Regions from separate parts of the Homo sapiens genome. Here region 2 is linked to region 1. A link is a loop called in an ENCODE intact Hi-C map of the cell type or tissue named here. Cell type or tissue: MCF 10A. All regions are shown on one strand. Each heading gives the region's core, and the rest is flanking DNA. Links, peaks and the distances in the headings are about the cores only.

Region 1 (5,743 bases), core at 1,602-4,101:
GCCCTGCTGGCCCCAGGCAATGGGGAACTTAGCACCCGGGCCAGTAGCTGCGGAGGGTGTACTGGGTCCCCCAGCAGTGCCAGCCCACCGGCACTGTGCTCGATTTCTCGCTGGGCCTTAGCTGCCTTCCCGCGGGGCAGGGCTCGGGACCTGAAGCCCGCCATGCCTGAGTCTCCCACTCACTCCATGGGCTCCTGTGTGGCCCGAGCCTCCCCGACGAGCACCACCCCCTGCTCCACGGCACCCAGTCCCATCGACCACCCAAGGGCTGAGGAACGCGAGCGCACGGCGCAGGACTGGCAGGCAGCTCCACCTGCAGCCCCGGTGCGGGATCCACTGGGTGAAGCCAGCTGGGCTCCTGACTCTGGTGAGGACGTGGAGAGTCTTTATATCTAGCTCAGGGATTGTAAATACACCAATCAGCACCCTGTGTTTAGCTCAAGGTTTGTGAATGCACCAATTGACACTCTGTATCTAGCTGCTCTGGTGGGGCCTTGGAGAACCTGTGTGTCGAAACTCTGTATCTAACTAATCTGATGGGGACATGGAGAATCTTCGTATCTAGCTCAGGGATTGTAAACACACCAATCAGCGCCCTGACAAAACAGGCCACTGGGCTCTACCAGTCAGCAGGATGTGGGTGGGGCCAGATAAGAGAATAAAAGCAGGCTGCCCGAGCCGGCATTGGCAACCCGCTCGGGTCCCCTTATACAATGTGGAAGCTTTGTTCTTTCGCTCTTTGCAATAAATCTTGCTACTGCTCGCTCTTTGGGTCCACGCTGCTTTTATGAGCTGTAACACTCACTGTGAAGATCTGCAGCTTCACTCCTGAGCCCAGTGAGACCACGAGCCCACCGGGAGGAACGAACAACTCCAGACACGCTGCCTTAAGAGCTGTAACACTCACCGCGAAGGTCTGCAGCTTCACTCCTGAGCCAGCGAGACCACGAAGCCACCAGAAGGAAGAAACTCCGAACACATCTGAACATCAGAAGGGACAGACTCCAGACGCGCCACCTTAAGAGCTGTTAACACTCACCGCGAGGGTCCGCGGCTTCATTCTTGAAGTCAGTGAGACCAAGAACCCACCAATTCCGGACACAGAAAGACATATGTCCTCTTTTAAGGCATTTCAATTGATTAAAATCCACCCAAGATAATCTCCCTAATTTAAAGTCAACTGATTAAGGACTTTATTTATATCTGTGAAGTCTCTTCACAGAAGCACCTAGGAGAAAGTGCGTGCATGCTACAGAATGCCTGCGTCTTCCCTTCCACCCTTTATGAGAGAGTATCTGGTATAGCCCACCCCTCTCACATACTGGGAAATTCTGGGGAATGTACCCTAGCCTAGCTGAATTGACAAACCACAAAGCCATCATAACAGCATAACACACACACACACACACACACACACACACACACACACACACCACAATGAAATAAGAAATAGCATAGGCAATGAGACAACCAAATAAATGGAGGCTAGAATAGATGAATATGTATGTGCACACATGTGCATTTGTGATCTAGTTTCCTCTGGCCCTTGATGGACCAGCGGTCCCCTCAGTCTGTGACTGAGATGAAGGACAGAAAGAAGTACTGCTGCTCTGGTCAGTCTCAAAAGACAAAAGATGCCCCCTGAATTCCAGCTTGACCATATGAGATCCTTGCTTCTAGGTAGCAGATGGTTGTCATTTTGTACAACAACAATCAATAAAATATATAGTCAACTATGTTGAAAATGTCCACAATGGTCCCACTGGGCATGGTCTGACCAACCAAGCATGAATTTTTTAAGAAAACTGAGTCTCTTTTTGGTTAGAGCATGTTCACTTTGGGCCAGGGGCAGTGGCTCATGCCTGTAATCCCAGCACTTTGGGAGGCCGAGGCGGGTGGATCACGAGGTCAGGAGTTCAAGACCAGCCTGGCCAAGATGGTGAAACCCCATCTCTACTAAAAATACCAAAATTAGCCAGGCATGATGGCAGGTGCCTATAATCCCAGCTACTCAGGAGGCTGAGGCAGAGAATTGCTTGAACCCGGGAGGCGGAGATTGCAGTAAGCCGAGATTGCACCACAGCACTCCAGCCTGGGCAACAGAGAGAGACTCTGTCTCAAAAAAAAGAAGAAAAAGAGCATGTTCACCTTGATTTTTCTGTCAGGCCAGGATTGGACTGTTTTTCTTCTGTTAATAGGACTCTGCTGTTGATACCAAGCGTTGTTGAAACTCAGCTCATGCTGAAACTCACATCTAAAGACCAACACTGGCTTTCAGGTATTTCATAGAGCATGGCTCCTATTGTGTGATTGAACACCACTGCATTCTTTGAATGAGTAATTCTATCAGGTCATGGATCTCAAATAAAACAGCCAAAAAAGGTGGGGGGTAGAGGAAAGAAACCATGGCTTCTTGGGATAATTATTTCTTTGCACGCATTGAGTATTCTTAGTGAGAAAGTGTGGTGGTCATTACTGCTATGCCTACTCTCGAGTTTTTGAAGCTCACCCTAACCTAATTAAGTGTCTGTTTGCCCTTAGGCCCGGCATGTTCACTAGATGAGGCAACAGCTGCAACACTGCCAGAAACCACGGGAAGGGCGAAATATTTGCTGGTTGCTGCTATTTGAAGCCTTGCCAGAATCAACAATGATGGTCTTAGGCATTATCAGCTCATTTTAAAAATGTATCCTGACAGATGCTGGTATGCTCCTCCTGAGAGGCACACATCAGTTCTCATGGCCCCCAAAGCAGTGGGATGGGGTTGTTCAAAAGTTCAAGTGGGAGAAGGTGTTGGAAACTGATCTATTCCAACTCAGTTAAACAGGGAAGTGTGGAGAGGTTGCATGTTTGGTCTTATTTGGGTAAAGTAGACAAAGCAATGCCCTCGGCCTTCAGTGTACACAGGTGACACCTGTAAGAATTCATTTAAATGCAGGTTTCTAGGGCACACCCAGAGATTTTGACTTAAGTTTTGGGGGACATAGGAACATACTTTTTTGTTTTTTTGAGACGGGGTCTCACTCTGTTGCCAACATCTGCCTTCCGGGTTCAAGTGATTCTCCTGCCTCAGCCTCCTGAGTAGCTAGGACTACAGGCGTGCGCCAGCTAATTTTTGTATTTTTAGTAGAGACGGGGTTTCTCCATGTTGTCCAGCATGGTCTCGATCTCTTGACCTCAGGATCCGCCTGCCTTGGCCTCCCAAAGTGCTGGGATTACAGGCGTGAGCCACTGCGCCCAGCCAGAATATACATTTTTATAAGTGTTTTACAATGTGATTCCAATGAAGGTGGTTTTAAGAGGCACTAGTGTAAAGAAGAGAGTTTAGAATCTTGAACAGAATCTCAAAAAGCTGTTTTAATTTTATATATAGTTTTAAAATTTAGCAAGAGGGGGCAGAACCCATTGAAGCAAGCTATAAAATCTCATTGAAAGGCACAAAACCAGAGCCAAAATGAACTGGGAAGTTTACCTCGTGCCCAATGGGAGAACTTACCATTGAAAAACAATCTCCCTTAATGAATTTGTATTTTGAAGGTAATCTCAATCGGAATGCCAATGCATTTGGTGTTTTCTGGAACTAGTTTGGAGGGGTGGGGAACATGCCTTACCAGATAAAACTATAATAACCCTAATCAAAATAGTAAGGGGTTGACAAAGAAATGGATGATTAGATCAATGAACTAGAACAGAAAGACAAGAAAGAATACCAAGAATATATAATCAATGTGACATTATTTGCAGTGAGAAAAAAGATGTTTAATTGTTTATCTGTCAGGAATAAAATACAGTAGATTTCAATTTCACTCCATGTGCAAAAACAAACCTAAGATAAATGAAAGATCTAAATGCAGCAATTGACCAATAAAAGTATCAGAAAATGTAGGCAAATATTTGTATAACCCTGGGATGAGTAAAACATTCTTACACATGACAGGAAATTCAAGATTTATAAAGAAAATATAGGACATATATAACTATATGAATTTAAAATATTCTGTATAATGAAAGATATCATAGATAATGCCAGAAATCAAATAGTAGGAAAAATTATTGAACACACATATGGCAACCAAACAGTTAATATTCTTCATAGTCAAAGCCTTCTAAATATTGATGCAAAAAGGACAAATAATGCAATAAAAAATTGGCAAACTTTAAAAAACTACTAGGTAAAATTTAAAATTTGTAATAATGTCTGTCACTGTTAAGGTTGTAGAAAAAATTAGTACCTGCTTACGTTGGTGAAGGAGGTACAAACTTTGGCTTCTTGGCAGTATTTGTGTATGTTATAGAAATAACAGTGCCAAAAGACAAAAGGAAAAGAGCTAGATGCTTATTGCAACTTTATATATTGAGTTTCAAGAAAGAAAGAGGGAATAGGGGGACAGGGAAGAAAGTGAGAACTACAAATAAAATCTTAAGCCGCTCAACCAACTGGACAGACCCTCTCTTGGCCAAGGGGACCCCGGAAAAATCTTAAAAACATGATGGGGTGGGAGGTCAGGCAGGCCTCATTAAGCACCTTTCCTTTTGCAGTTTAGCCACAACAGCCCAGAATTAATGTTAACATAGAGATCATAGGACTGACAGAATGAACTCTCTGTGGCATACCTTCCTGTCTCGCCTTTCCGCCTTCACAGTGCTTGCTCATGGCCTCTACCGGAGGCTACACCTCCCAGCCTGTCAGGACCCTGCAGGCTCTAAGCCTTTATAAAAAATAAAGCCTCCTTTCTAAATGTATACATTGTGTGATTTTTCAGTTGACAGAAGGAATGAAAAAAGGAGGGAAGGTAAAGTGTACATACACACACACACAAGGAAAGAAAAAGAAAAAGAAACAACCGGAATATTCCTCAAGAAGAAAATGGTTAATTATGTTACATCCAAATAATGGCTGTTGTTCAGCTTCTGAAAATAGATCTGTATACATTAACCAAGAGGAAAATCCATGATATATGTTTAGTGAAAAAAGAACACTTCCATATTGTGCATGTGGAATACGTTACACTTTGGGCAAAAGAGGCAGAAAAAGAGAGAGAGAGGGAGGGAGGGAAAGAGACAGGAACAGAGGGAGATTTATAGACATACCATTGTGAAAGGATGAAATTGAAGGGAAACAGGTGAGATTAATAACCTTTTACTTGATTAACTTTAGATGACAGGCCCCATGTATTAAGATACTTTTGTCAAATTATAACATGGTTAAACAAGGCTGACCAGGATGGAGAGGGGCCTGGAAGCCATGGTGCCTTCTCCATAAGATGTGTGAGAATGGAGAGAGAGAATACAAGGAAAACACATAATAAACACTCAATCTTATATAGGCTTCAAGTAACTACAAGTTTTGCCTGGAGAAGAGATGATAATTGGAGCTTCAAACATGAGAAGAGACAGTATTAGAGTCTGTCCTCTGTCAATGTTGAGTGGCGGCTGCTGGAAAGTAGGTTGCAGGTGGAAAAAAGAGAGGATTCCCAAACCCATGGAGAGCTCCTACCACATGCCTCAGTCGCCCTAACAGTCTTCCTCCGGGCGTAGCCTAGGAGGTAGGACCAGCCTGTTTTTAGGGATCCTTCCAAGTCAAGTGTCACATTCAAGGTACAAGTCAAAATTAGTTGGCCAATTGGAAAGTGGATCAAAGATTCCTCCCATACTTACTCATTCCAGTTGTAATCAATCAGGGTCAAGAAAGGAGGATTAGAAGGATTCATGAGTGATTTCATGGCAAGATTTTGTGACACTT
Region 2 (5,743 bases), core at 1,728-4,227, 230 kb after region 1:
GATCCAAACCTCCACAAGAAGATAGAGGGTTGACCTGGCCTAGTACAGGGATCAAGAAGGATCTTCCTGAGGGAGAGCCATTTGAGACCTGAAGGATGAAGAGGGGTTAGCAAGACAGAAGCAGGTAGAGAAGGAAACTCTTGGCACACGGGAAGTCTGTGTGGAGGCTGAGAGGTGAAATGTGTGGAGTGTAGAACTATGGGAACTGTTTGGTATTGCTGAAGAATAGGGAGCAAGGCAGGCGGCTGGAAAGGGCAGACAGGGCCAGGTTAAGGAATTTTTCTCTTGAGGGCAATGGGAAGCCTCTGAGGGTTTTAAAGCAAGGGAGGAAGGTGATCTGATTTGCATGTATGAAAGACCACAGTAGGGCAGATGAATTAGAGAAGAGCTGGACAGAAGGCAGGAAGACAGACAGAACATTTAGGAGGCTGTTGCTATTGTCCTGGCAAGACATGATGGTGCAGTAAGGATGTTAGGAGAAGTAGATACATGCTAGATATATTTAGGAGGTAGAGATAGAGGCCTGGTCATTGATTGCATTAAAGCATGAGGGAGAAGGAGGGGTTGAGGAGAAGCCCCAGCTTTTGGAAATGACAAATAAATGGGTGGTGATGCTATTACAGAAATGGGGATCACAGGAAATGGAGTCTGGAGAGTTACATTTTTTGATGTATTGGGTTGAGGTGTATTGAGATTGAGCTACCTTTGAGGCATCCAAGTAGACATGTTGACTGAGAAGAACAATTTCATAGTAGTCAGAGTTAATTTTTGCAATGTCAACATCTGATATATAATCTATATCTATTATAGTAGAGTTCATTTTTGCAGTGTTGACATCTGATACATATCTATATCTATATCTACATCTATCTATATCTATATCGATCTATCTGCATGCTTAGGTTCCTGGGAGCTGAATATACATTCCTAGGCTGTCCATATTGGTTCATGGGTCCCAGCACAAGGATTGTAATTGTAAACATTGGAAAAGATGAGATTTGTCAGGAAACAGGTGAAGGGTAGGAGAAATCCTGAGGTGCATCAGATGTGAAGGTGGTAGGAAGAGGAGTTTCAGAGGCAGGGAGGTGTCAGAGAGGAAGGAGGGGTTCCAGGAGAAGGTAGCACAATGGGGCAAAGGAAGGTGAATGTTCCATGAAGGAGAAAGTGTTCTGCAGTGGTCAATACTGCTGAGAGTTCCATCCAGGAAACTAAGGTTGGAGGCAGTCTATGGAATGTGTAAATGTTACGAAGGTGAGGAGAACTTTGATGTTATTCAGTATGCAATGGGAAGCCCAGAAGAATTGTGAACTGGAAATCTATGTGCTTAAAGGACTGTGTGTCCGGTGGTTTAGAACAGGGGTCCCCGGCCCCGGGTCTGTGGCCTGTTAGGAACCAAGTGGCACCGCAGGAGGTGAGTGGCTGGCTGGCTTCATCTGTATTCACAGCTGCTTCCCATCACTGGCATTACTGCCAGAGCTCTGCCTCCTGTCAGATCGGTGGCAGCATCATATTCTCATAGGAGCATGAGCCTTATTGTGAACTGCGCATGGGAGGGATCTAAGCTGTGCGTTAGAAGCCAGGGGGAAGAAAACGAAGAGCTTATTTAGGAGAGTTGTCCATACTCAAGGACAAAAACACCTAAGGAGGATGGCTACGCTGGTGTGAGAGATCGTTGGAGGAAACCAGAATCGTTCTTGTTGGATCACGGAAGGCAGAGAAAGAGAAGAATCCAAGAGAAAACTCTCTTGGTCTAGTATTTAGCAGAGTGACATCTGTATCACAAATGTCATGGCTAGCAAGGGTTGCCAGCCTTCGGGAAAATTTGATAGATTTGGCTTTAGGTCATTTAGTTGTAGGCAATAGTGTCACATGCTGATGGCCTTTGTTGTTGCTGTGTTTTGTAGGTGGATGAAAATGGTGTCTGCCGAAAGCTCTTAGGATGAAAATGGTGCCTGCCACAGGCTCTTTACTTAGGATGAAAATGGTGTCTGCCACAGGCTCTTTACTTAGGATGAAAATGGTGTCTGCCACAGGCTCTATACTTAGTCATTTGTTGCATTTCTGGAAATAAGTACAATTTCATAGTAGTCAGCGTTCATTTTTGCAATGTTGACACTTAATTTTACAATTTCTGGAAACACTGGAATTAGGAGAGCTAAGGTGTTTCAGTTTCCTTTTATGGTCCTTTTCTCCTTACTCCTACAATCTTAAAATAGAGTATGAGCTTGCTCTTTCCACATCAAAGCAGTTTCAAAGATTTAATTTTCAGATTTTGTGGGTAGGATTTACCTTTCTAACCCTTGGCCACTCTTCTCATGTTTCTCTCTGATTGCCTCCTCACACTGCTCCTTTGCTCCCCTTCCTTCCCATCTCTCTCCCTCAATTGCCTTCCCACTTAGGTCTCTCCCCAGGAAATCTCAAGTGCAGCTATTTCGCAGACAACCAGATGTTAGAACGAGGAAATGTGGCCTTGCTAATCCACCTGGGACCTGGAAAGCAGAAACTACATAGTCTTGATAGAGCATTTCAAATGTATCTCTATTTCTCCCTTATAACTCTTAATTTTTTAAAAACAAAAATCTGTCCCCTTATAGGATTTAAATATCATAAGCATTTTCCTGTCAGTGTTCTGACAGTTTTTCTTTATGAGACAGCAAACACATCCTCCAAAGTATTTAATACTGGGTGTCCAGTCCCTAGTTGTTAAATGAATAAATGAATGAACGAATGATGAAGGCAGGCAGAACAGTCTATCTGCTTTTTTTTATTTTCTCCATATTGCTTTCAACTTTTTCTAGATTATTTTTTCCCAGGGGGTGTGTTTTTCCATCAGCACTGCAGAAAGACCTGGAAGTAGTCACCAGGTTCTGTGAAATGTCTTACACATTGAGGCTGCTTAGAGTTTAATTAAGAACCTAAACTGTTCTTACATAAGACTGTTAAAATTAGGAAAGGAAGTGGTTTGCCAAATTATAGGCAGCCCTAGATACATAACCAATATTAAAAAGAAATCAAATGTAAAATGTAAATCTACATACATATATGTGTATGCTGTATATGCCTTTTCTGTACTGATTTCTTTAGATTTATTACTCGGCAGAGTATGTGTGGTGCTTTTGAGCATTACTATTGATAAACGCCATCTAGTGGTGTAGAATAGCAGATGCTCTATAGGTCAATTCAACTAACATGTCATTATTATTGTTATTTCATAAAAGTAGAACCAAAAACACTCGTTAAAGGATCCTGTCTGTCCCAAGTAGAAATAAAATTTGGAAGATCAAGACATAAACTTTAAATCTGCTATGGAAGAACAGAGAAAGATCAATACAGTACTTTCTCTCAGTGCAATCCATCCACCCACTCCCTATTCATTCATCAGATATCGATCAAGACCACGTCTTTTGCCAGGTTCTGTGTGAGGTGCTGGATATAAAGTTCCAGTCTCCTCCTTGAAGGACAGCAGCAAGTGGCAAACACTGATGACCTACTGTGTCTTCAGCTGTTTTCCTTCCTCCCTCCCTCTCTTCTTCCCTCCCTCTCTCCTTCTCTCCCTCTCCTTCCCTCCTCTTCTCCTTCCTTTCCTCTCTTTTCTTTTTCCTTCCCTCCCTTCTGTCCTCCCTCCCTCCTTCCTTCCTCCCTCCTTCCTCCCTCCCTCTCTCTCTCCCCCATCTCTTCCTCCTTTCCTCCTTCTTTCTTTCTTTTCTTTCCTTCCTTTCCTTCCTTCCCCTCTCCTTCCTTCCAAGTAAGGCAAGAGGCAGAAGACACCTCTCATAGTGATAAAGTTAGTACAAGTTGTTAACCTGTGGGTCTGAGACTAGAGAAAGTGAAAGAGATAACAAGGGGTATAAAATGTAAAATAGCTACGGCCAAGAGTTTGAATCATCAGAAAAGAAATAACCCACCTGTCTTAGAAGATTCTTGGAGATACATTAGATTGGACACATTGCAGCAAAGACAAACATTGGATTTTAAATTTCTGAAACATGCGATTAAGAACACAAGAAACTTTTCGCTTCTGAAGGATATTTGTCAGTGATCCTTAATCACGCAATCCAGGATTGGCCATTCCAGATCTCCATGTCACACATCTATACAACATTAAATTCAAGTTGGCATTTTAAATGTGTTGTCTTTGCAGTAATCTGAAAATTGCTTCCTCTGTGAAACTCCCAGCTAGGTAGTATTTTATTTCCTTGAGGATCGTCTCATTATTTATCTGTAATAATCCGCATCCCCCAGAGCAGAACTGAACACAGAGTAGGCCTCCGTAGATATCCACAGAACTGAGACTTTTATATTAGATGGGTTTCTTCTAAGGCTATTATGGACAGTATAGGGTACTTAGCACATCATTTATGTTGTCCTATTGGTTTTATGTTATTCTAGTGGTTTTCATTTTAAGATAAACATGTGCTTTGTTTTTTATCATGACTGGTAGTACACTAAAGCCAGTAACCCAGCTTTCTGAGCTGCAGCTGAACCATTTCTTTTAAAATTGCAGCAGAACTTTGTATTTCTTAATTTACCTCACAAGACCATATTCAAACATGTTTCTGTTGTAAGAGGTTTCCTTTAAAAAAAAAAAAAAAAGAAAGAAAAGAAAAGTTGAAGCAGCACCCATGTGCTTGTCTGTCTGTGAGGACTTCCCTTCTAAGAGGAAAACAGAACCTGACATGGATGAAGTGCCATGTAAGTGTTTGTTACACAAGTGAATAAGCCTGTGCTTGGCCAAAGGGCACCGCTGTTTCTCAAACATGCCTGACACAGGCAGCTCCTGTGTCTTCGCCCACAGTGCTTCCTCTTGCCAGGGGTAGAGTGCTCTCTTCTCTCCTTCTCGCCTGGCCAGTTTCACATCCTTGGTCAGGCCTTTGCTGGTTGGCCCAAGCCAGATGGCTGGCTCTCCTGCTCTCTCTGTGGGCGCCACTCATTGGTGATCACGAGCACCTGCTCTCAAGTTCTTCTCCTCATCATAAAATTCATATACTCTAATAAATATTGCCCTTTGGGTCCTTAGAGTCCAATATAATACCCTGAATGTAATATGCGTTCAACGCCTATTTGTTGCAAATTATACATCTTCATTTGACATAAAAGAAATACTTATTAAAAGATGGTTAGTAATAGAAAACGGAAGGAGGAAATAAGGATAGGAGTGTAAACCCTTATTTAACTTAGGTATTCAGGTTTATTACAGTGTACACATTTCATCTGTAGGTAGAATCTTGCTGCAGTGTGTCAAGAAAATAAAACTCCCGTTTTGCTAAATTCAAACGTAAATAGCTAGAAGTACCAGGCAAGGTCAGCCAAGAAGTGCAAAACCTTGGAACAGGGTAGACAGTTGGTATGTCTTTGAACTCCAGCTCTCTTTACACTTAGAGAAAAATAGGTAAGACTGATGTTGGAATTATTTCAGGCGTGGATGTGCTGGAAGAAAACTGTAAAAAGAATTAGGCCGGGCGCGGTGGCTCACGCCTGTAATCCCAGCACTTTGGGAGGCCGAGATGGGTGGATCACTTGAGGTCAGGAGTTCCAGACCAGCCTGGCCAACGTGTTGAAACCCCATGTCTACTAAAAATAGAAAAATTATCAGGGCTTGATGGTGCGTGCCTGTAATCCCAGCTACTTGGGAGGCTGAGGCAGGAGAATCACTGGCACCTGGGAGGCGGAGGTTGTAGTGAGGCAAGATCATGCCACCACACTCCAGCCTCGGTGACAAAGCGACTCCATCCCCTGCCAAAAA

What was found. Peaks named below come from ENCODE experiments on the same cell type or tissue, not always from the same donor. Only the 100,000 strongest peaks of a DNase experiment are listed, where the experiment ranks them.
Region 2: it touches region 1 in a loop (8-fold over the local background); 3 of 110 quality-filtered maps call a loop at or near these places.

What each region holds. Positions count from the first base shown.
Region 1 is chr1:232,865,980-232,871,722 of GRCh38, reverse strand. The region is part of intron 4 of LOC101927711 (a long non-coding RNA gene); the gene reads right to left. Among named protein-coding and RNA genes, the nearest start is that of MAP10, 63 kb to the right of the region's middle. In MCF 10A, for the core only: no CTCF peak of the experiment used is centred there; a DNase peak (open chromatin) is centred at 2,582.
Region 2 is chr1:232,633,351-232,639,093 of GRCh38, reverse strand. No RefSeq gene overlaps it. Among named protein-coding and RNA genes, the nearest start is that of SIPA1L2, 6.1 kb to the right of the region's middle. In MCF 10A, for the core only: a CTCF peak has its summit at 3,143 (motif pointing left); a DNase peak (open chromatin) is centred at 3,133.